3 separate regions of the Homo sapiens genome follow, and all the other regions are linked to region 1. A link is a loop called in an ENCODE intact Hi-C map of the cell type or tissue named here. Cell type or tissue: PC-3. All regions are shown on one strand.

Region 1 (8,000 bases):
GCAGTGTCAGATCATACGGCAGGCTACCCTCCCAGTATGTATCTGCATTTAAAAAATAACTTCCATGGCCAGGCGTGGTGGCTAACATCTGTAATCCCAGCGCTTTGGAAGGCTGAGGCAGGTGGATTGCTTGAGCTCAGGAGTTTGAGATCAGCCTGTGCAACATGGTGAAACCCTGTCTCTAACAAAAATACAAAAAGCTGGGTGTGGTGGTGCACACCTGTGGTCCTAGCTACTCAGGAGGCTGAGGTGGAAGGATCACTTAAGCTTGGGAAGTGGAGGTTGCAGTGAGCCGAGATTGCACCACCATACTCTAACCTGGGTGACAAAGTGAGACTCTGTCTCAAAAAAAAAAAAAAATTCCATAGTTTTCCTAAAATTAATATTTTTTTGGCAAAGAGGAAAAACCTCCATTCAAAAGTCGAATTTTTTCCATGCATGCAAATGGAAATCTATTGGCTCATGTAATGAAAATTTCAAGGTTAATAAGCTTCAGATGTAGTTGGATCTGGGAGTGCAAGCAATGTCATTGTAACTTAGTGTTGTTATGTGTCGCAGATCTTTTTCCCTTAGTGCTGGCTTCATTCTCAAATGAGCTCTATCTACAGGGTCATCTCCTTCTTCTTCCCTAGCAGTTTAGGATGACAGCCTGTCACAAAACTCCTAAGGCTGATGTTCATTAGCTTTCATTGGCCAGCATTTGTCTTGTGCCAACCTCTTGACTTTTCTCTGTGGCGGTAGGCATGTGGTACTCCTATACATCATGTCAGAGTAATATGCCTGCCTCTGAGTTCCAGGAGAACAGTTAAGTCTACCTGATTCGTGCGGTCTGGGGTTGAAAAGGAGTGGGTCTCTAAAGGAAAATTGGAACCAGCCATGGTGGCTCACACCTGTAATCCCAGCACTTTGGGAGGCTAAGGCGGGAGGATCGCTTGAGCCCAGGAGTTTGAGACAAGCCTGGGCAACATGGCGAGACCCCATCTCAACAACAACAACAAATTTAAAAAGGAAAATAGGGATGCTGTTTCTGGAGAAGAGGAATTAGATGCAGGGCCCACAGAGACCTTAAGCCCCTGTTCCTGGGGCTCAGCTTCTGGTTGAGAGAACACGTTAGTGTGCTGGAGTGCCAGGCAAAGTGTCTTCAGCTAATTGATAATGTATGTCTAATGTTTTTCTGTTCTGGAAGAAAGGGATGTAGAGAGCAAGATGATAGAAGGGCTCTAAGATGTAGCCAGGGATTCTTGGGATCAGGGAAAAGGAGGGATGAAAAAGGAGGCCAAGGATGCTCAGGACATGCTTCGAGATGTGAACCATTCTGTCTAAGCTGGCTACGTTTTCCTTGAATGCACGGGGTGATATGAATGGTCTCAGCAGTGTCTTAGTCACAACTCCCAATGATGTGATTCACTCAGCATGATTTTCTCAAGATAAGGTGTGTGTGTGTGTGTGTGTGTGTGTGTGTGTGTGTGCAAATGCTGGCATTATGTAAAGGAGTTTTTCTCCTGGGGCTTTTTAATTGGGAGACTGCTCTGCAAACACATTTGGCAAAATCCCATGAGATGAACAAGCTACCTTTGCTCTGAGAGCTAAGGAGGGGTGGGGGTGGGAGTGGTTATTCTGGGAAGCACTACATTAACATGTTCTGGCTGCCAGGAGACTGGAAGACATTGGACAGCCCTCATCTTCATGCATTTCCCAGGGTTCAAAACTTTCACGTGGATTCTGCTTATTTGCCCCCAAAGTACTGATTCTATTGTGTTAACATTTTCTTTAATGATTCAATTTAATCAAAGTGTGGATTTTATGGGGAGGGGGACTAGCTGAGACCTTAAGCAAGTCACAATCCATTGATTCCTAGAGTAGGTCACTATGTAGATGTTGAGAGGCACTGTCTGCCTGAGACCAGAAGATGAGGAGTCATTGTTCACAAAATAATGACTTTTTAAATCCTTGTGATAATTCTGCATGCTGGGGTTCCATTAGTATAACTATTTTACAAAAAAGGAAACTAAGGCACATATAAGTAACTTTCCTTGAGTTACAGAGCTAGGAAAGTGGCAGAGCTGGGATTTGAAGCCAGCCTGGCTGCCTCCAAAGGCCACGTTCTCAATTGTTAATCTCTCCTCCAGAATCAACCTCAGCCGACTTTACCTTGAAAGGCATAAGAAGCGTAGCTACTCCCACCTGTCACCAAAGTACAGAAATTTCTGATGTAGAAACTGTTATCCAGTCTTACTACTTGAATCCCTCCAGTGATGGATGGCTCACTACCTCTCAAAGGAAACATTTAGATTGTTGGTGAATTGTAATGATTAAATAGCTTTTTATTATTTATTAATGAGTTCAAACACCCTCCTGGTAGTTTCTAACCTTGATAATAGTGATAGTACCCCTGTACTGAGCTAGTAGTATGTGCCTGGCCTTGTGCGAAGCATTATCTTTTTTTTTTTTTTTTTTTTTTTTTTGAGACAGAGTCTGGCTCTGTTGCCCAGGCTGGAGTGCAGTGGCGTGATCTCGGCTCACTGCAAGCTCCGCTTTCTGGGTTCATGCCATTCTTCTGCCTCAGCCTCCCCAGTAGCTGGGACTACAGGTGCCTGCCACCATGCCTGGAAAATTTTTTGTATTTTTAGTAGAGATGGGGTTTCACCGTGTTAGTCAGGATGGTCTTGATCTCCTGACCTCGTGATCCGCCCACCTCGGCCTCCCAAAGTGCTGGGATTACAGGCATGAGTCACTGCACCCGGCCTCGGCCTCGCTAAGCATTATCTTAATACCTTGTTTAATCATCACAACAAATTTATCTTATCTACAAATATAGGGAAGAGACTCAGAGAGGTAAAGTAATTTGGCGACAAGGAGAAAATCAGGATTAGAATCCTAGTCTGTCTGAATCCAAAATCATCCCAATAAGCAACAGTGTGTTCCAGGGGCAGAACATTTGCCTTTGGAACAATTCATTTCATTGCCTTTCATTTTTATTTACTGAGACTCTGCTGTGGGGGAAGCCTTGTGCCAGCTTTGCGGGCTCATGCAAAGATGTATACAAGGCAGTGTTTGCCAGGAGCTTCCCCTCTAAAAAGAAACATGGGTGAGTATAGTGGCCCAGCTGGATCCAGCTTCACAGAGAGTGAGCCTTTGGCTGGAGGGCAGATGGAGTGGAGCATGAAGAGACAGGTCAGCTGACCACCTCCTTTTTTATGGGTCTCGTGGACTGACCATAGACATAAGGTCATATTTCCTTTTGCTTCCTCCAAGGTGTTTTTGTTTTTTGTTTTTTTGTTTGTTTTATCAGAGTGCTACGTCTTTGGAAGAAGGAACTCTCCACCTAGCACTGCTTCTGGCCTCAGTGTCGAACCTGAGAAAGGAATGAAGGCACAAGCTGAAGCAAGCACTGGGAGGGTGGTAACTGCCTGGGGCTCTGGGAAAAGCTGCCAGGAGCTTACAGTTGAAGATAGTTATCACTACTTCTCTATAATACAATACTGTGTTCTTCAAACAGAAAGCCTATGAAACCTTTCCTGATGCCCTCAAGCAGGGTTAGTCACTTAGCATTCAGTACACACCCCTGCTGTCTGACTCACTTAAGCAGCATTGTATTATAATTGTGTTTACATACTCTTCTTCGCTAGAATGCCAGCTCTCAGGACTATGGTGTCTTACATTATAAATCTCTCCCACATCTGGAACGACATGTGGGAAATGGCTTACTAGAGCACTTATCACATGCTAATATATGTTATGCATTTTACTTATTTATTTTGTTTATTATCTGGCCCTAACTGTCTGTTTTATACACAAATGTATCCTCAGCACCTAGGACAGTAGTCAGCATAGCGTAGGTGCTCAGTAAATGTTTGTTAGATGAATGACCATTCCTGAGACTGGAGGAGGGGTGAGCGGAGAACCAAGCATCAGGAAGTGGGGTGGTTAACCCAGAGAGTGCACATTGCTGGCTAGGGAATAGCAAGCATTCTCTATAATGGTGGGTTAGTGTGTGAATTATCCTCATTCTCAATTTAATTTTGAAAGTAGCATCCGTTTAACAGTGGTCCCACAGTTGAATCAGTTGAATGATAATCCACTATTTTGATGAGCCAATGATTTAAAAACTATGCCATAAAAGCAATATCGAAAAATTTCAAATACCACCTATTTTTAAAAAAACTTCATTGAATATGTTAATGGGTTATCAAAAAAGACTTTTCCTGATTTGTTGGAATTTCATTAGAGGACTAAAGGCTAAGAACACTCTCACATCCTAGAGATGCTAGAACATCTGTGCCAGACTTGTGGAGAGGTTCTCCTGGCACCAGGTCATAACCCACCTCTAACCTTTAGAAGAGCAAGTTGAAGAGGTCATCTGGAAGGACTGTTTTGGAGACAGTTGTAGGTATGCTGATTTTTGCCTTTCCTACCTGTGGTACTTTACCCTTACATTGGACCATGTGAAAAGAGAGCCCAGAGAATCATTCAGACAACTTAATATGGGTTCCCTGGAATTTGCAGGACCCAGCAACTCTCAAGGGAGAAATCTAAAGGCTGCTAGATGTGGCAGAATGAAATACAGAAAGACCTATACTGATATACTGATAGCTGCACTTCTAGCTATGGAAAGCCAAGGGGTGTAGTTCTTATGGACTAGATAAAGGTTTCATGAAAGGACTATCCTGGGATTATTTAAAAAGGGACCTGGCTGGGGGTGGTGGCTCAAGCCTGTAATCCCAGCACTTTGGGAGGCCGATGTGGGTGGATCACTTGAGGTCAGGAGTTTGAGACGAGCCTGGTCAACATGGCAAAACCGCATCTCTACTAAAAATACAAAAAAATTAGCTGGGCATGGTGGCACACGCCTGTAGTCCCAGTCACTCGGGAGGCTGAAGCAAGAGAATCGCTTGAACCAGGGAGGCAGAGGTTGCAGTGAGCCAAGAGCACGCCATTGCACTCTAGCCTGAGTGACAGAGCAAGACTTCTTCCAAAAAAAAAAAAAGGACCTATCCCAAAAGTACCTCCTGGAGTGATAATGGGACTCAACAGAGGGGTGGACCACGCAATGGCCAGCTGGAGAAGGCAATGCAATCTCAGGGAGGCAGTGCTTGTCTTTAGAAAGGATGCCTCCAGCAGGTAATCTCCAAGGGACCCACCAAACTGTCTTACAGAGGAAAGAGCCGGCAATGGTGCCTCTGCCACATTGGGAAAGCCCAAAGCCAGAGCACAACTATATGAGCCAAGTAAGACAGTTCTTAACCCTTACTTATTCTTCCTTCCTTCTTATGATACAGGCAGGGCCCAGAGCAGCAACCAACTAGAGGGGGAGGAAGTAGAGCAAGGAAAGAGGAAAGACACAGTCATGCACCCTTCTCTTGTCATCATAAAGGTCTAGGGCAGGGGAGAAGATTCGCAGTGGCTGAGTTTGAAGTTTGATTACATACTGGACTAGATTGGCCTGGACTTTGTGTCATCTCAGAAAGACTGAAAAAACTATGAAATATGATTTTGACTTCATCCATCTTCTTGAATTATGTGGTCCTACCAAACTGGGGGTTCTTCACAGGTGCCTGGAACACTCTGCCACCTTATCATAATGACCAAGTTCTACTCATCCTTCAAGATGCAGCTCAAGGGACATTTCTTCTGCCACCACTTCCTTCGTTCCCTCACACTGAAGAAGACATCTTTCATGTGTTTCAATTGCATTCTCACTTATCTGGTAGAGAAGGCTAGTTGCCCACATCTCTTTTCTCCTTCTCTAACAATGGAGTGGAGCCTGGACCTGTAGTACCTGAGCTGCAGCTGGAAACCGTACTGCCCAGCCCACTTTGCAGTTAGGTGTGTTCACATCAATATCATGTCAATGATATGCTTACTTCTATTTCTGGGCCTTAAAATGTTTTGCCCATGCTCCTTCATAACTGTCCCGCTTCCTGCAAGTGGGAGCACAGATGTGTTGCCACTCACCTTCAGTCATGCAAATGAGGACAATACCATGTGAGCTGGTAGAATAATAGAATGGAAGGAACCTGGGACCCTGAATGACAGTGTGGGGCAGAAACTTCCCCACTGGGGATTTGTTACATAAGAGAGAAATACACTTCTTTGTTCCTAAGCCACTGTGTTATTGGCTCTCTTTGTTTGAGATGTTTAGACTTTCATCGTAACCAATTCAAATTATGGTTCTAGACTGTCCTGTAACTGTCTGTTTACCTGTCTGTCTTCCCTATTTACCTGTCTGTCTAAGTAGACTTAGACTTTCCTCAGGACTGGAACCTATTGAATTTTCTTCCCCAGAATCTAGCACAGTGTCTGTAAATAGAAGGTGTTCAACATGTGCATACAAAATGAAAGATGACAGGTGAAAATAAACACAGTGTCCTATGAAGCGTCCAATGTGGCAAGCTCTCCATGTATGGCCTACCAGCAAATAGCCACCATATTTGACTGCCATGGCCTTGGGTGAGTAAAGGACTCCCTCATTTCCGCTTTTCAAGTCTGACACAAATTCATTTCATTGCCAATGAGAAAGGGAGTTCTGTGATATGTAGTTCCTATTCTTAGACAGGCATGGCTTTACCAAGTTGATGACAGACAACCCATCTCAACAGGTGACAGGGAGAATGCTCTAGGCAAACAAAATAGCATAAGCAGAGAAAAAGAGGTAAGAGAGGGAGAACGCTGTAATTGAGGAAGTGAAGATAGCTAAGAAAGTCAAGGGATGCAGGAGGAGTTCAGGTTGTAGGGAGCCTTGAGAATGTTTTATGGATTCTAAAATTTTTTTTTTTTTTTTTTGAGATAAAGGCTTGCTGTGTTGCCCAGTCTGGAGTGCAGTGGTGTGATCTTGGCTCACTGCAACCTCCACCTCCCAGGTTCAAGTGATTCTCATGCATCTGCATCTTGACTAGGTAAGACTACAGGTGCGCACCACCACGCCCGACTAATTTTTTTTTTTTTTTTTGTATTTTTAGTAGAAATGGGGTTTCACCATGTTTGCCAAGTTTGTCTTGAACTTCTGACCTCAAGCCATCCGCCCACCTCGGCCTCCCAAAGGGCCAAACTGCTGGAATTACAGACGTGAGCCACTGCACCCGGACTCTGAAACGTTTTTCTGATGAATGGGAAATCATTAAAGGATTTCAAGTAGGAGAGGATCAGTTTCCATTTTGAAGAGGTCCCTCTGGCTGCAACATGGAGAGTGAATTGGAGGAGGACAGGAACAATGGTGGGGGCTGCTTAGGAGCTACTAGTAGCACCTCCAGGGCAGAGATGGCATTGGTTTGGGCCAGGGCAAGGGTAACAGGGATGAAGACAGGTGGAAGGATAGAAAAGATATTTTGTAGGGAAAGCAAAGACCCTTATACATAGTTATAAGAAGCAGCTGTAGCCAGGCACAGTGGCTCACACATGTAATTCCAGCACTTTAGGAGATCGAGGCAGGAGGATCACCTGAGCTCAGGAGTTTAACACCAGCCTGGGCAACGTAGTGAGCCCTCATCTCTACTGAAAATAAAAACAATTAGCTGGGCATGGTGGCACATACCCATAGTCCCAGCTACTCAGGAGGCTGAGGCCAGAGGATTGCTTGAGCATGGGAGGTCAAGGCTGCAATGAGCTATGATCACACCACTGCACTCCAGTCTGGGTGACAGAGCCAGACCTTGTCTCAAAAGATTAAAAAAAAAAAAAAAAAAAAAAAAAAGAAGCAGCTGATTCTTGCTAATTGGTTGAACCATATGAAATTGCCATTTTGTGGGCCAAAAATGACCAAGTATCGGCAATTTCATATGATTCAAGTTAAGAACATCTCTAAAGCGCTATGACGATTCTGTTGCTGCAAAGGAGGAACCATTAGGAGAGCAGCTGTGACTTTTAAATGGCCAGAACTAGGGGCCAGAAGGGGCTGCCCACCCACATAAATGCCTGTGAAGAAATACACAACTTAGCCTGGCTTCCTATGATTTTTCTCTTGAGACTAAGAGACTTAGGAGACTTTTAGGTGCAAGTAAGAG
Region 2 (8,000 bases), 140 kb before region 1:
CTCACTTCAATAATTTATGAGCAAAAAACACTAAATGAAAATTCAACAAGAAATTTACCAGGTTACATGCAAGTCCTATATAATCTTGATTTGCATCAAATAGAAGACAAATTTTTATGAGGAAGATAAACTCAAAAAGGATGTTTTCATACTTCACCTCAATAATATTTTACTATGTCATAATGAGATTCTCTGTACAATGAATTCTCTATAACTGTCCCGAATAGATTTTAATTTTTTGGGAACTAGAAACCTCTCAAAAATCATTTATAAAAATCATGTATTTTAGTTTCACTAATTAGATGAAACAATTGCAGGCTGTTTAAAAACCACATCCAAAAGTACCAATTCTCTTTGTAACTTTTCTCAGTATCATCATAGAACAGACACAGCCAACCAGAAATTAGAGATGGACAAACAGAGATTGGTCAAAGAATTGAAACTTACAAAACATAAATCATAAAAGCATCTACCACCAGCTACTTAAAAACCCAGTTCTATCTATAAAACATATTATATTTTGAAGCTGTATCTGTAGTAATATGTTTGTAAAATGTAAACCCCACCAGCATGGACAATTCCAAACCACAATCACATCACCTCACAAAAAGTTGAAATTATATTCAAATACATAAAGTATTAGAATTGCCTTCTAAACTAATTGATTTGAATTCTTCTACTAACCAAATGAATTAAGCAGTTCCTGGCACTATGGTTGACGTAACACCACCATGCATTTCCTTTGTTTCATGTCTGTCTTGAAATTAGGTATGGCAGGTGCTAAGTAGATAATCAGTTACATTTTTTTTTTAAAAAAGGAGGTCCAGCATAACCAAGACACTAGCCAAAATGATCAAAATCATTCCCTGTAGTCTACTGCCAGTGGAATGGTAACAGTGATAATTGTAGTAAATATTGGTGTCACCTCTCTGCTATCCAAATCACTGGATTGTGTAGGTCATAAAATGTGAGTAGAATCAACCCAGCTCTAGGAGCTTTGGGCTCTAGGAGTAGGTCCTGATTGGCATAAACTAATGTAATCCCATTCTCTTGTATTCCACTAAGGTCCAATCAGAGTGAGCCCAAGGCATCCTTCAAAGCCTGGGGGGAGAAAGGTGCCCTCTTCTACTGAATGTACTCATTTTACTACAGGCAAAACCAGCCTGAGGATAAACTGACAGCCAGGGGGTGACAGAGCCAAGAGAGTAAGAGAAAAAAATGGAACCAGCCAGAGGGATCCTTCTAAGCAAAAGCCAACTCCCTTGCTCTTGTGCCTAAAACCCTCCAGTGGCTTCCCATTTCAGCCAGAACAAAATCCAAACTTGTTCTCCACAGTGATCCTATCCTCGCTCATCTTCCTTTATTCCCACCTTTCTTCAGTGCCTTCTTTCAGCCCTTCACACACACTGATCTCCTTCCCTCCACAGGTCTCTGTATGCTTTATTCCTTACTCCAGGTCCTCCTAGGCTGCTACCAATCATCATTCATGCCTCCACTCAAATATCAGCACCCCCAAGAAGCCTTCTTTGAACTCCATGTTAACCTACTTTATGTCCTTCACAGAACTGGTCAGGGTCCAACATTACATGTACTTAGCATTTACATGTTTAAATATTTATCTCCCTCTTATAAGAATGTAAGCTCCTTAAAGGCAGGGACTCTGTTCTATCCATCAGTGTGCTCCCAGCTCCCAAAGCTGTGCTTGTGCATAACAGAAGTTCAATCTACAGTTTCTTGCAGATTGACTAACTAAACCCAAGATTCTACACAGGCCACATTGACCCAAAAATCCTAAATAATGCTTTGTTTTTAGCTGAAAACAAGAACTGCAAAACTCACAGCTCTCTTGAAGATTTCTATACACCCTGGATTACACTTTATTATTTCTAATCCTGGATGTCATTATTATTTAAATAATAAAAGCAAATTTCCTTTGAGAACAATGTCACTCGAAAGAAAATCAATTTGTAGTAGCAGAACTTAGTCCACATCCGGAAGATAAAAAACACATCTGAATACGTGTGTGTGTGTATGTGTGTGTGTGTATGTGTATGTGTGTGTGTGTGTGTGTGTGTATGTGTGTGTGTGTGTGTGCGCGCGCTCTCAAAACTTGACAATAAATGAATATGTGAAAACTTTTTTGGTTATGGAAATGTTATAAAACCAGATAGTGGTGCTCATTGCATAATGCTACAAATTTAATAAAAATCATTAAATTATTTAAAAATCGATAATAAACAGCCCAATTTAAAATTAGCAAAGGTTTTGATATTTCACCAAAAAAGATATACTAATGGCAAATAGGCACATGAAAAAATGCTCAGCATCATTGTTCATTAGAGAAATATTCACTAAAACAACAATGAGATACCATTTCACACATTTTACAATGACTTATATTAAAATGACAGATTCTACCAAGTTGTGGTGAGGCTGTGGAGCAACCAGGACTTTCATACATTGCTGGTGGGAATACAAACTAATATAGCCCCTTTGGAAAATAGACTGGCAGTTTCTTATAAAGTTTAACATACACTTAACATATGGCACAGTAATCCCACCCCTAGAAATATGAAAACTTACATTCAACCCAAAACTACTATTAAACCCTGAATGTTTAATAGTAGATTTGAAACATCAAAAAACTCCCAGCCTAGGCAACATGGTGAAACCCTATCTCTACAAAAAATACAAAAATTAGCCAGGCATGATGGTGCATGTCTGTGGTCACAGCCACTCAAGAGGCTGAGATGGGAGGATCACTTGAGTCCAGGAGGTGGAGGCTACAGTGAGCTGTGATCATGCTACTGCACTCCAGCCTGGGTGACAGAGCAAGACCCTGTCTCAAAACAAAACAAAACAAAAAACTACAAAAACTCAAATGTTCTTTAATTAGTGAATGGGTAAGCAAACTGTGGCATATCTGTACAACAGAATGGTACTCAGCAATAAATAGGAATTAACTACTGATACATACAACATGGATGAATCTCAAATGCACTGTGTTAAATGAAAGATGCCAGACTCAAAATGCACACCATAATGTTTCCATTTATCCTCTTCTGGAAAAGGCAAAACTATAGATATGGAGAATATATCGATGGTTTCCAGGAGTTTCAGGTGGGGAAAGGACTGACTATAAAGGAGCAGCATCAGATAATTTTGGGGGGTGATGATACTGTTGTATATCTTGACTGTGGTGTTGGTTACATGACTGCATTTTCAAAATTCATGAAACTTCAACAAAAAGTGTATATTTTCACTCCCATTAGGATAGCTACTGTAAAACAAATAAACCAAACAAACAAAAAACAAGTATTGGTAAGGAGGGGAAGAAATTAGAACCCTTGTGCATTGCTGGTGGGAAAGTAAAATGGTACACCCACTATGGAAAACAGTACGGCAGTTTCTCGGACAAACAGAATTACCATATGATCTAGCAATTTCATTTCTGGGCACATGCTCAAAAGAACTGAAAGCAGACCCAAACAGATATTTGTACACTCATGTTTGTAGTAGCATTATTCACAGTAGCCAAAAGGTGGAAGCAAGCCAAGTGTCCATTGATGGATGAATGGATAAACAAAATGTGGCACATATACACAATGGAATATTATTCAGCCTTAGAAAGAAAGGAAATTCTGACACATGCTACGCATGGATGAACCTTGAAGACATTATGCCAAGTGAAGTCAGTCACAGAAGGACAAATGTTGTTTAATTCCACTTTTATGAGGTACCTAGAGTAGCCAAATTCAGAGAGATAGAAAGTAGAACAGTGATTGCCAGGAACTGGCGAGAGGGAGGAATGGGGCATTATTGTTCAATGGTACAGAGTTTGGGAAGATGAAAAAGTTCTAGAGATGGATGGTGATGATGGTTACACGACAATATGAAAAGTATTTAATGCCACAGAACTGTACACTTTTGGCCACGCCTAAAAGAGCTACTGGGAAATATACCTGAATTGAAGAGGAATAAGAACCCAAATTCCTCCCTTCACATCACCCTTCTGCTTGTATGCTGTCAGCCGCCTGGCTTTCTTTCAGTTCTTAAACTACACCAAGGTCCTGTCTCTCAAGACCTCTACAAAGCCTCTTCCTTCTGTTGGAATGCTAGACCCCCTAAACCGCTCCCCTGGTTGGCTCCTCCTCCTTCTGCCAAGTCCCCTCCCAACCTCTCCGTTGATTGGTTCCTCCTTCTACTAGGCCCCCAGCCCCTCCCCTGATTGGCTCCTCCTTTCCATCACTGCTTCAGATTCCCTTTTAGAGTTGTCGCTCCCGCTAACCCTTGTCCAATAATGATTTATGGGGTACTTCTAAGTGCCAAGCACCATTCTACAGGAATATAGCATTGAACAATACAGTGCTTACCTGTGAGAGGTTAGGGGGCATGACGAACACTAAAAGAAACAGGGTAGGAAACAATGAGGAAGGGCAAGGGACGGTGCTGTTTCAAAGAGGGTTGGCAAGGATACTTCTTGCTGTTCCCAAGCAAGAGGAGCAGCAAGTTCAAAGGTTCTGGGTCAGGAATGTGCTTGGAGTGCTGAAAGAACAGAGTTATATGCAAGGGGGGGGGGGAAGGTAAAAGATAAGGTCACAAAGGTGGCAGGGGCCAGATCACATACAGCTGTGAAGGCCACCAGTAATTCAGGATTTTACTGAGTCAGATGAGAACCTTTAGGGAGTTTTAAGCAGAGGTATGACATCTGACTTGCATTTCTAAAAGATCTCCTTGGCACTTTTTTTTTTTTTTTTTTTTTTGGTAGAGACAGGGTCTCACCATGTTGCCTACACTGGTCTTGAACTCCTGGCCTCAAGGGGTCCTGCCACCTCGGCCTCCCAAAGTGCTGGGATTACCAAAGTGAGCCACCACACCCAGCCCAGCCTGCCCTTGGTACTCTTTCTAAAGGCCCCATGTTTCCTTCAAAACATTACTCAAAATTTACAATGTATATTTATAAGATTATTTGTTTAATGTCTATTTCCCCTAGCAGGCTGCATATTTCATAAGAGTAGGAACCAAGTCTCTTTGTGACAACATAAACTCAAATCCAAGCATAATACCTGGCACATAGTCTGTGTTCAATAAAGATTTGTGAAATGAATTAACTAATGAAGTCTAACCTCTAGGATAAAGCAGCTTCAAGTATATAGTTTGCAAGTACACAATCATTTTTGTATGTTTTACATTCCTAAATGTAGCCCAACTTTCTCTAGGTGAATATATTAAACATTAGAACCAACTAATACTTAGAGTCTACTTAGAGTCCTAATGTGCTTGATACTGTAGCAGATACTTCTACTCACCTGAAACATTCTTAATCTTTAGTAGCAGATAAAGACCCTAGACATTTCCTGGTAATTCTAAAGTAATGAAATGGACACATTAAACACAGTAGTAAAAGCTAAATTTGTAACAGTAACTACTAAAAAGTTACAAAGTCTACCATTTAAGGGCTGCTGGGCAATGTCTGTGGTCTAGACATTTTTTGAGTCCTCATGATGTGACACAGACAGGGGTAACCATACCAGGACTACGCAGATGAGTAAGTCTGTGTTCTTTCCTGCAAGAGCTCATGCTCTAATAAGTAATCTCCAGGATGTTTTACTGCTTGTAACTCTTGCCTACATTTGTTATCTGAATATGTGCAAATAATGTATTTGCCTCTTTTATGGTCATCTGAAATTATACTATCTCAAGTTTAAAACACTCCTAACAAATGTGTTTGGTTCATAATTAGCACACAGGCTAACCCCCCTGAAGACTACAGAAGTGGCAAATTTCCCCTTTTCATAAATGGTTCAGTGAAGCCAATTCTGGATCAAATAGCCAAGACTGCAACAGAAAACAAACAAACAAACCCAATCTATGTTCTCCAGGTTTTCCCCCAAAACCACTCAGGGCAGCAACAACAGCAGCAACAACTCTGTGACTAACAGTCCCCTAGAAAGGGAGCAGAAAAAGCGGCAAAAAGCACTGGCTGTCTCCTGCAGTGGCCAAGGGCAACTCTTGTTCAGGCACCACCAAGCAAAGTTATGGAAACCAACCCATTTCAGCACATCCTGTCTTTGGGCTGTCATGAGAAATATAGGCTTTAGAGAGAGCCAATCAATTAAAGCGGATTGTGTTAGAACAAAGAAGGCCAGTATTCTGGCAGAGGCACACGGAGTAATCCAAGTGGGGAAAAAAAAAATCCCATGAAGTTTCATGTGAGTTAGCAAATGATAGAGGATGGACAAGAAACCCAACAGGTCTTTCTACACCTCTAGTCCCTTAGAAATGAATGCAATGATCACAGAAAAACTCTTAAAATATTTAAATACACAGACATATGCTACCAGTAATACAGACATGAAAATATCCTGAAACCATTTATAAATATTATACATTTATATCAGAGATGATATACTTCCAATTTTCTTCTTCAAATATCTTTTAATGGTAATATACAGCACAGTAATTGCCATGGGTTCACGGCTTCTCTGTAATATATTTTTTCCTATATAGAATCCTTACCTTATTTTCAAGTGACATGGAAATAAAACTACTGTAAGCTGGTTAAATTTTTATATATAGAGTCAAGCAGACTGATGAATCTATATTTCAGCATATTTATAGATCATTAATTTCCAGCAATTTGTTTTTTGAATTAAGATTTTATTTAAAAGAAAGCAAGAAAAGTTGGCCACCATATACTAGACTCAGTTTCTGTTTTTCCTTAACATAAGCCTTATCAGCTCTGCCACAGCTGAAGTGATTCCAAATTGCTTTATGACACACTTGGATTTTCTCCTGCTAATAATTCCTCCTTCCTGCCCATGACTGGCAGGCTTCTTCCACACTGCAGTAATGTGGGACAGCTAATTATCTACCAATCCACCTTGCTATTCCATACTTGGCGACTTTTATCTGCACAGGACAGCTGCACTCTCTGCGTTTGAAGTAAAATGTCAGTCTCTGCTAATGCAACAAGACTTACATCCCTAATGATGTGTCCACACTTTGAAGAAACAACTCAAAGCCTAATTAAAAATTCAGATTCATTTTCACTGGTTTGCCAATTTTCACCGTCCTTCCACCAGGGCCTTGAATATCTTTAAAAATACTCCATGCAAAAATAAAATAAAATGAAAATCCAAGGGGAAGCAAGAAAAAAAAATGCTGCCGTCTTGGGCTTTGACTGCATCTTTATAATAACTGTTATGGTTGGAAGAGAACCAAGACATTATCATGTACAAGATAAGAATTTACTCCCCTGGCTTCCACTCTACAATTACAATAAAGCATACTATATCCAGAGAAATATGGACCATAAGCTACTTTTTACATTCCCCACTCTGGTGTTTAGGTGTTGGAACTTTTCAAACTGTAATTAACTCTGAAATCATTTGACTGTGCAAATCTGAAGTAGAGAAAGCTACCTTTGAACTCAGAAAAAAAGAGGGCAAGGTAAAGAAACATTTAAATGACATTTAGTTTGTTCCATCATCAAATTAAATGAATGATTCCTCCAAAGTAGTAATCCTACTGCAATTTTCACCCAAAAAAAAAAAAAGGGAGAGAGAGAGAAAGAAACAACTTCATATCCCCTTAATGACTAGGGAGAGAGATGTAGGTCATAAAATCCAATTTCAAAATAGAACTTTACCTGAAAATTACAGGTGGAATTTTCTTCTGTGGCTTTTACATAAACAAACACAAAACAAAGTCATTCCTCCTCTAAAGTATTTTTAAATAACTTACCTTTTCAGTAAAAAAAAAAATAAAAAAATAAAAATTGTTTGGATGGTACTGGTTCGCAATGATAGTTATTGACCACTTACCTTTGCACTTAAAAAAAAAATCTAACAACATTCTAGTAAGTCTAAGAATTTTTTAACTTTCTTCACTGGCTCACTGACTTCTAGGTATTTAACAACTTAAAAATCTAGTCAGCTGTCAAATGAGACCATCAGCTTTAAGTTTACAGCCATTAAATCATTAAGCCAAACTTTCTT
Region 3 (8,000 bases), 63 kb after region 1:
AAAAACCCATTTCTACTTGTTTCACGTATAATATATACACTGTGGTCCACAACTTCACACTTCCACCCCAAAAGAGACTGAAATATGGATGCTTTGGGAGGCCAAGGCGGGCGGATCACGAGGTCAGGAGATCGAGACCATCCTGGCTAACACGGTGAAACCCTGTCTCTACTAAAAAATACAAAAAATTAGCCGGGCATGGTGGTGGAGCCTGTAGTCCCAGCTACTCGGGAGGCTGAGGCAGGAGAACGGCGTGAACCCGGGAGGCGGAGCTTGCAGTGAGCCAAGATGGCGCCACTGCACTCCAGCCTGGGCGACAGAGCGAGACTCCGTCGCAAAAAAAGAAAAAAGAAAAAGAAAAAGAAAATGAAATATGGATGGTAAGCTCTGTGTCTTATAATTTTGAATCCAACACATGCCAAGGACATAATGGCATAATGGTTGTTCAGTTGAATTAAAATTTCTGTTTTATTTCCTTATCCATCCCTGGGTTCAAGTTTAAACTATGATTAGCTTGTTTGGATTTCTTATTTACTCATTTTATAACTTAGTTACTCATTTTCTGCCTAACTACCTGGCCATGTGTCCAATATTTTGGTTTAATTCACTTGTGTCTTTTGCCACTTAGCTATCTCCCTGCCCTGGAATCCATAGTCAGTGCCTTCAAAACCCACCCTCATTGGAATCCTACATTATTTCGATTTGCACACCCTAATAATTCAGGCCATTCATTGACCCTCAATGCCAATAAGCCTCTGCGCTTGTCCTTCTTTTTTAAAAATATAATTTATTTGTTTTAATAAAAGTAGAGATGGAGTCTTGCTATGTTGCCCAGGCTGGCCTTGAACTCCTGGGCATAAGTGATCTTCCTGCCTTGGCCTCCTAAAGTGCTGGGATTACAGGCATGAGCTACTGCACCTGGCCATTGCCCTTCTTAATGATATATACCCAACAAGGTTTGTTCTGCTATAAATGAATCATGGATCACCCTATGATATGATCAAACACACGGAGTGCTCATGCAGAAAACATCTCCCCAACAGACCTGCCCAGGTGTCTAGAATTTCTAATACGATGCCTGTACATCTCTCCAGAACAATGCGAACATGACATGGGAGCATATTAACATCCTCATGAACACACTAGTTTATCCAGGCAGCTGAGAAGAAGGCCTAAGTGTAAAACATGGCTCTAGTCAGATGGCCTGTCTGGCACATAGGCAGAGACTCTAATAGGCACTACTCTGAGATACAAGCATTCATGACCCAAGAAGGACACAGAAAAGGGCAGAGATATTTGGTCAAGTTGAAAAAGGAAGACCCAAAACTTAGCTTGCCATGTAACACTTTCTGAGAATTAGAAATCTAACACTTTCTAGTCATTTGATTTATATAATTTCTAACTCCACAAACTCTCTTAATCTGATGATTTTAAGATGCCCATTCTTATTGCTGCTCATTTAGTTTTTTTCATCCTCTCATTCACTGTCTCAGACCCACTCTTATTTCTTTTCCTTGTCTCTAAAATCTTTTAAACATGCTCTTTTCCCTCAGGATTTTCCTGATTTTTACTTCTCCAACTCTCCTTGAATGTGAGATGTTGTTGGTAAAGAAAAAAAAAAAGACAGGGAAAAAAGATTTCAAGTTGGAATTCATTATTTGTCTGCTCTACTATTGTGTGTGTGTGTGTGTGCATGTGTGAGAAACTTTGAGACAGAGAGAAAAAGGAAACAGACAGAAAGGTTAATTGATTCTGTATTTTCCTTAAAGAGAATTAGAAGTTCACTGTGTTATGTAATTATATAATATAATTGGATTTATTTTTTTCTTTCACTTTTTTCTTTTCTTTTTGTCCCTCCCTTTTCCTTAAGTTGCTTTGAATTACAATAAAGGCTAAACAATCTGCCTTTGTATGCAATTTGTGCACAAGCTGCCAAGCTGGCTGCCAGGTTTAGTCCTGATGTGATCAAAAATGGTTGGGTTACAAAGCCACTGAAAAAACCGGTTTTCTACAGGAAATAGAAATTTATTAAAATCAGGCCTCCCCAAATGCCCTGGCTGTTAGGCTGGCAGCCTGCCAGGTCAGCAGGGCTGGAAGAGAAGGAGATGAGCAGATGTGATCGTGCAGCCCCTACTCAAGCCAGGCGGGAGGCGGGAAGCACTGCAGGGTCCTAGAGAAGCAACTGTCATACAAACAAAAGAATCTCCATCAAGAACACCAGAATTGTGGTTTCCCAATCCCTGACATTTTTAGGTGTTCTGGGGTGTGCCATTTGGATTCTGGCCATTCATGGGCTCCCAAATTATATTTCAAAATCTCTGATTTTTCCCAGCAGAATAAAATGTTAATACCCTTACAGGGTCTTGGGTTCTAACGTCAACAAAGATCCTTAACTTCTTTGAGCCTCAGTTACCTCATCTCTACATGGGGAATAATACCTACCCCATGAATTGTGAACTTAAATGAAATAACAACTGAGAACTGATAAGTATTGCCATTGTTATCTCCTTCCACCACAGGATGGGCTATCCCAGGCAACTGGCTGCCTCTCATTAACCACTGGTTTGGACGCTGCTTTGGTTCAGGGCACAAGGCCTAAAGAGGCACTGGCCTGGCTCTCCTGGGTTTCTTCTGACACTGTGATAACAGCTGACACTTACTCAGGGCTTACTTGAATTTGGACCAGCAATTGCTCTAGGTGCTTTAGAACTATTAATTCATTTAATCCTCACATAAAACTTCTTAGTGGTTACTACTCTTATCAGATTAGGAACCAGGACACAGAGAGTTGTTGCCCACCCAACGGCCAGTGTTTGGTGGTGTTCAGAGGGGAGTCCAGGCAGTGTGGCTCCAGAGCTGTGCACTTGAATGCAGTGCTGTAGAACCCAAACTCTTTCTTGTTGAAAGAAGGAAGTTTTTAATGTGTACTTTTCAGAGCATTACCATCTAATGCAGTGCTGGGGATTTGGGAAACAGATAAAAGACAGATACTGCAGGAGTAATAAGGGATTGGGGAGGAGACGCAGCTCAGATTGTTCCAGGGTGGGGAGCAAGCACATCTTGCGATCAGACTTTCACTGGGATGAAGTGCCTTGGCAAAAGTCTAGGGGTCAGAGCCCACTACATTTCCCCAGGCCTGGTCTCTTCCCCACTTCCCAAGCTTCCCGCCTAGCTCCACTCCTCTTAAGTTTTCTGAGCAGCCTTTGTGCCTAATTCTCTTGCCTCCTCTTTCCACCATCTTCACACACAATAATTCTAGCTAACATTTATTGAACCTGATACTGTGTGAAGCACTTTATATGCATTTTATTATTTAACTCCAATAATGACGCTGTGAAATATTATTCTTTTCTCCATTTTACAATGAGGGAGGTAAGGCTCAGAAAGCCTCTGTAATTTGTCTAGGATCACATCACATAGCTTGGCGCACGGGTCTGAACTGAATCTGGCTGAATCCAGAACCCAGCTTTTTCCATTTGGATTCAGATTAAAATGGATATTAAGTTTGGCCCTGGCAGGAAAAAATAGTCAGTCAGCCTGTCTGTGGGGATCTCAACTTATTAGCAATATCTTTTCCCATTCAAAATGTCTTAATCCTTTATTTTAGTAAATGGGTCCATCATCCCTCATGTCAACCAGAATCCCTGACTCCTCTCTCCTGGAGTCCAATTCATCACCAAGTCTTCTACGCAACCTGGAATCCATCCGCTTTTTGTCTTCTCTCTGCTCTGCCCTTGGCAGGTCTCCATCACTTCTCATGTGGTTCCTGTCTCAAGCATGGTCTGGCCCCTGCCTCTTTCTCTTACCTCATTTCTCTTATCTCTTGCCCATCAATTCTGCAATGCAGTTATAGCCAACTATTTTCAGGTCTTCTCAGGTGTTGTGTCCCCTCACCTGTGTCTGGTAGGTTGCAAGGCAAGCTGTTCCCTTGGCCCATGCACTCTTCCCCAATTCCCTTTATTGCCCAGTTAACTCCATTTATTATTCAGAGCTCAGATTAAATGCTGCTTCATGCAGGGAGCTTTTCCTGAGCTCTTAAATCTGGATTAAGTGTCCTCCTGCCCCCATGACTCCCAACCCAGCTTGAACTTCACCCATCACACCACTTCACTTTATTCCAACTCAATAAATATTTATTGAATATGTACATAAATGAGTGAATAAACAAAAGAATGAGCCGATGGTCCCTTGTCCCCTTCAAAGTCACTGCTGTTGGTCAGGAGTGAGAAAGTAAAACCTAGACTTGAAGTTCCTGAAGAATAAAAATGGAGTATCCGCTCTTCTGTTTGTTCTCTGCTATGACTGCCATATTCTCCAATTTACAAACACATTGATTCAAACACCAAAAATGTATGAGGCCAATCCCTTATCCTACCTCAGTTCCAGCCAACCGTAGCTGGGAATGGTGATCACTGCATCAGATGAGCAATATTTACTCTGCTACACTTCCTCTTATTAAATCATAACACCAGAAAAAAAGATTAAGCAACAAAAAAGAACAAAAATACTTGTATACACCAATGAGAACACATAGAATGATTCTGCCTCCACCACGAAAGCACCGTTGTCACTGCCTTCTCTTCTCTGCTGTCCATGTAGATGCATTACAAAGGGACTTGAAGGCCACATTTAAATAATTATTGAGTAGCTAGTACATGTCAGACACTGGTGAAGGTGCAAGGGCTACAGCACTGAGGAAAACAGAATTCCAGTCTGTATGGAACATAAATTCTAGAGCCAGGAGAAATGAAGGCAGATCTCCAAATATGGTTATTATGATCAATTTTTTAAAAAAAGATCTATACACATTAAAAATTAGAAGTGTCTTACTTTTTACCAAATAGACAAAGAACCTGTCTTGGCATAACATTTGGGGGCAAGTTGCTTCTAGTTATCTAGGACAGGCCTATCCTTTCACAATTCACATTGCATAGTAATGATCTATTATTATTATTATTATTTTTTAAATTTATCAAAATGTTTATAAATGTTTAAATGTTCTTTTTTTCTTTTTTTTTTAATTATTATTATACTTTAAGTTTTAGGGTACATGTGCACAATGTGCAGGTTAGTTACATATGTATACATGTGCCATGCTGGTGTGCTGCACCCATTAACTCGTCATTTAGCATTAGGTATATCTCCTAATGCTATCCCTCCCCCCTCCCCCCACCCCACAACAGTCCCCAGAGTGTGATGTTCCCCTTCCTGTGTCCATGTGTTCTCATTGTTCAATTCCCATCTATGAGTGAGAACATGCGGTGTTTGGTTTTTTGTCCTTGCGATAGCTTATTGAGAATTATGATTTCCAATTTCATCCATGTCCCTACAAAGGACATGAACTCATCATTTTTTATGGCTGCATAGTATTCCATGGTGTATATGTGCCACATTTTCTTAATCCAGTCTATCATTGTTGGACATTTGGGTTGGTTCCAAGTCTTTGCTATTGTGAATAGTGCCGCAATAAACATACGTGTGCATGTGTCTTTATAGCAGCATGATTTATAGTTCTTTGGGTATATACCCAGTAATGGGATGGCTGGGTCAAATGGTATTTCTAGTTCTAGATCCCTGAGGAATCGCCACACTGACTTCCACAATGGTTGAACTAGTTTACAGTCCCACCAACAGTGTAAAAGCCTTCCTATTTCTCCACATCCTCTCCAGCACCTGTTGTTTCCTGACTTTTTAATGATTGCCATTCTAACTGGTGTGAGATGGTATCTCATTGTGGTTTTGATTTGCATTTCTCTGATGGCCAGTGATGATGAGCATTTTTTCATGTGTCTTTTGGCTGCATAAATGTCTTCTTTTGAGAAGTGTCTGTTCATATCCTTTGCCCACTTATTGATGGGGTTGTTTGTTTTTTTCTTGTAAATTTGTTTGAGTTCTTTGTAGATTCTGGATATTAGCCCTTTGTCAGATGAGTAGGTTGCGAAAATTTTCTCCCATTTTGTAGGTTGCCTGTTCACTCTGATGGTAGTTTCTTTTGCTGTGCAGAAGCTCTTTAGTTTAATTAGATCCCATTTGTCAATTTTGGCTTTCATTGCCGTTGCTTTTGGTGTTTTAGACATGAAGTCCTTGCCCATGCCTATGTCCTGAATGGTAATGCCTAGGTTTTCTTCTAGGGTTTTTATGGTTTTAGGTCTAATGTTTAAGTCTTTAATCCATCTTGAATTAATTTTTGTATAAGGTGTAAGGAAGGGATCCAGTTTCAGCTTTCTACATATGGCTAGCCAGTTTTCCCAGCACCATTTATTAAATAGGGAATCCTTTCCCCATTGCTTGTTTTTCTCAGGTTTGTCAAAGATCAGATAGTTGTAGATATGCGGCGTTATTTCTGAGGGCTCTGTTCTGTTCCATTCATCTATATCTCTGTTTTGGTACCAGTATCATGCTGTTTTGGTTACTGTAGCCTTGTAGTATAGTTTGAAGTCAGGTAGCGTGATGCCTCCAGCTTTGTTCTTTTGGCTTAGGATTGACTTGGCGATGTGGGCTCTTTTTTGATTCCATATGAACTTTAAAGTAGTTTTTTCCAATTCTGTGAAGAAAGTCATTGGTAGCTTGATGGGGATGGCATTGAATCTATAAATTACCTTGGGCAGTATAGCCATTTTCACGATATTGATTCTTCCTACCCATGAGCATGGAATGTTCTTCCATTTGTTTGTATCCTCTTTTATTTCCTTGAGCAGTGGTTTGTAGTTCTCCTTGAAGAGGTCCTTCACGTCCCTTGTAAGTTGGATTCCTAAGTATTTTATTCTCTTTGAAGCAATTGTGATGGGAGTTCACTCATGATTTGGCTCTCTGTTTGTCTGTTATTGGTGTATAAGAATGCTTGTGATTTTTGTACATTGATTTTGTATCCTGAGACTTTGCCGAAGTTGCTTATCAGCTTAAGGAGATTTTGGGCTGAGACAATGGGGTTTTCTAGATATACAATCATGTCATCTGCAAACAGGGACAATTTGACTTCCTCTTTTCCTAATTGATTACCCTTTATTTCCTTCTTCTGCCTAATTGCCCTGGCCAGAACTTCCAACACTATGTTGAATAGGAGTGGTGAGAGAGGGCATCCCTGTCTTGTGCCAGTTTTCAAAGGGAATGCTTCCAGTTTTTGCCCATTCAGTATGATATTGGCTGTGGTTTTGTCATAGATAGCTCTTATTATTTTGAGATACGTCCCATAAATACCTAATTTATTGAGAGTTTTTAGCATGAAGGGTTGTTGAATTTTGTCAAAGGCCTTTTCTGCATCTATTGAGATAATCATGTGGCTTTTGTCTTTGGTTCTGTTTATATGCTGGATTACATTTATTGATTTGCGTATATTGAACCAGCCTTGCATCCCAGGGATGAAGCCCACTTGATCGTGGTGGATAAGCTTTTTGATGTGCTGCTGGATTCGGTTTGCCAGTATTTTATTGAGGATTTTTGCATCAATGTTCATCAAGGATATTGGTCTAAAATTCTCTTTTTTGGTTGTGTCTCTGCCAGGCTTTGGTATCAGGATGATGCTGGCCTCATAAAATGAGTCAGGGAGGATTCCCTCTTTTTCTATTGATTGGAATAGTTTCAGAAGGAATGGTACCATTTCCTCCTTGTACCTCTGGTAGAATTCGGCTGTGAATCCATCTGGTCCTGGAGTCTTTTTGGTTGGTAAGCTATTGATTATTGCCACAATTTCAGATCCTGTTATTGATTTATTCAGAGATTCAACTTTTTCCTGGTTTAGTCTTGGGAGAGTGTATGTGTCGAGGAATTTATCCATTTCTTCTAGATTTTCTAGTTTATTTGCATAGAGGTGTTTGTAGTATTCTCTGATGGTAGTTTGTATTTCTGTGGGATCGGTGGTGATATCCCCTTTATCATTTTTTATTGCATCTATTTGATTCTTCTCTCTTTTTTTCTTTATTAGTCTTGCTAGCGGTCTATCAATTTTGTTGATCCTTTCAAAAAACCAGCTCCTGGATTCATTAATTTTTTGAAGGGTTTTT

What was found. A loop is a pair of places that touch in the nucleus more often than their neighbours do. Peaks named below come from ENCODE experiments on the same cell type or tissue, not always from the same donor. Only the 100,000 strongest peaks of a DNase experiment are listed, where the experiment ranks them.
Region 2: a loop joins it to region 1, with 4 times the contacts of the local background. A loop is called at or near these places in 4 of 110 quality-filtered maps.
Region 3: it touches region 1 in a loop (6-fold over the local background); 4 of 110 quality-filtered maps call a loop at or near these places.

The regions. Positions count from the first base shown.
Region 1 is chr1:64,339,153-64,347,152 of GRCh38, reverse strand. No RefSeq gene overlaps it. Among named protein-coding and RNA genes, the nearest start is that of CACHD1, 130 kb to the left of the region's middle. In PC-3, no CTCF peak of the experiment used is centred here; DNase peaks (open chromatin) are centred at 1,472, 3,412 and 3,852; H3K4me3 peaks cover 1,322 bases; H3K27ac peaks cover 3,695 bases.
Region 2 is chr1:64,480,445-64,488,444 of GRCh38, reverse strand. The region is part of intron 1 of CACHD1 (cache domain containing 1); the gene reads right to left. Among named protein-coding and RNA genes, the nearest start is that of CACHD1, 14 kb to the right of the region's middle. In PC-3, a CTCF peak has its summit at 1,176; a DNase peak (open chromatin) is centred at 3,564; H3K4me3 peaks cover 387 bases; H3K27ac peaks cover 986 bases.
Region 3 is chr1:64,276,600-64,284,599 of GRCh38, reverse strand. No RefSeq gene overlaps it. Among named protein-coding and RNA genes, the nearest start is that of UBE2U, 77 kb to the right of the region's middle. In PC-3, no CTCF peak of the experiment used is centred here; DNase peaks (open chromatin) are centred at 1,989 and 4,389; H3K4me3 peaks cover 512 bases; H3K27ac peaks cover 2,730 bases.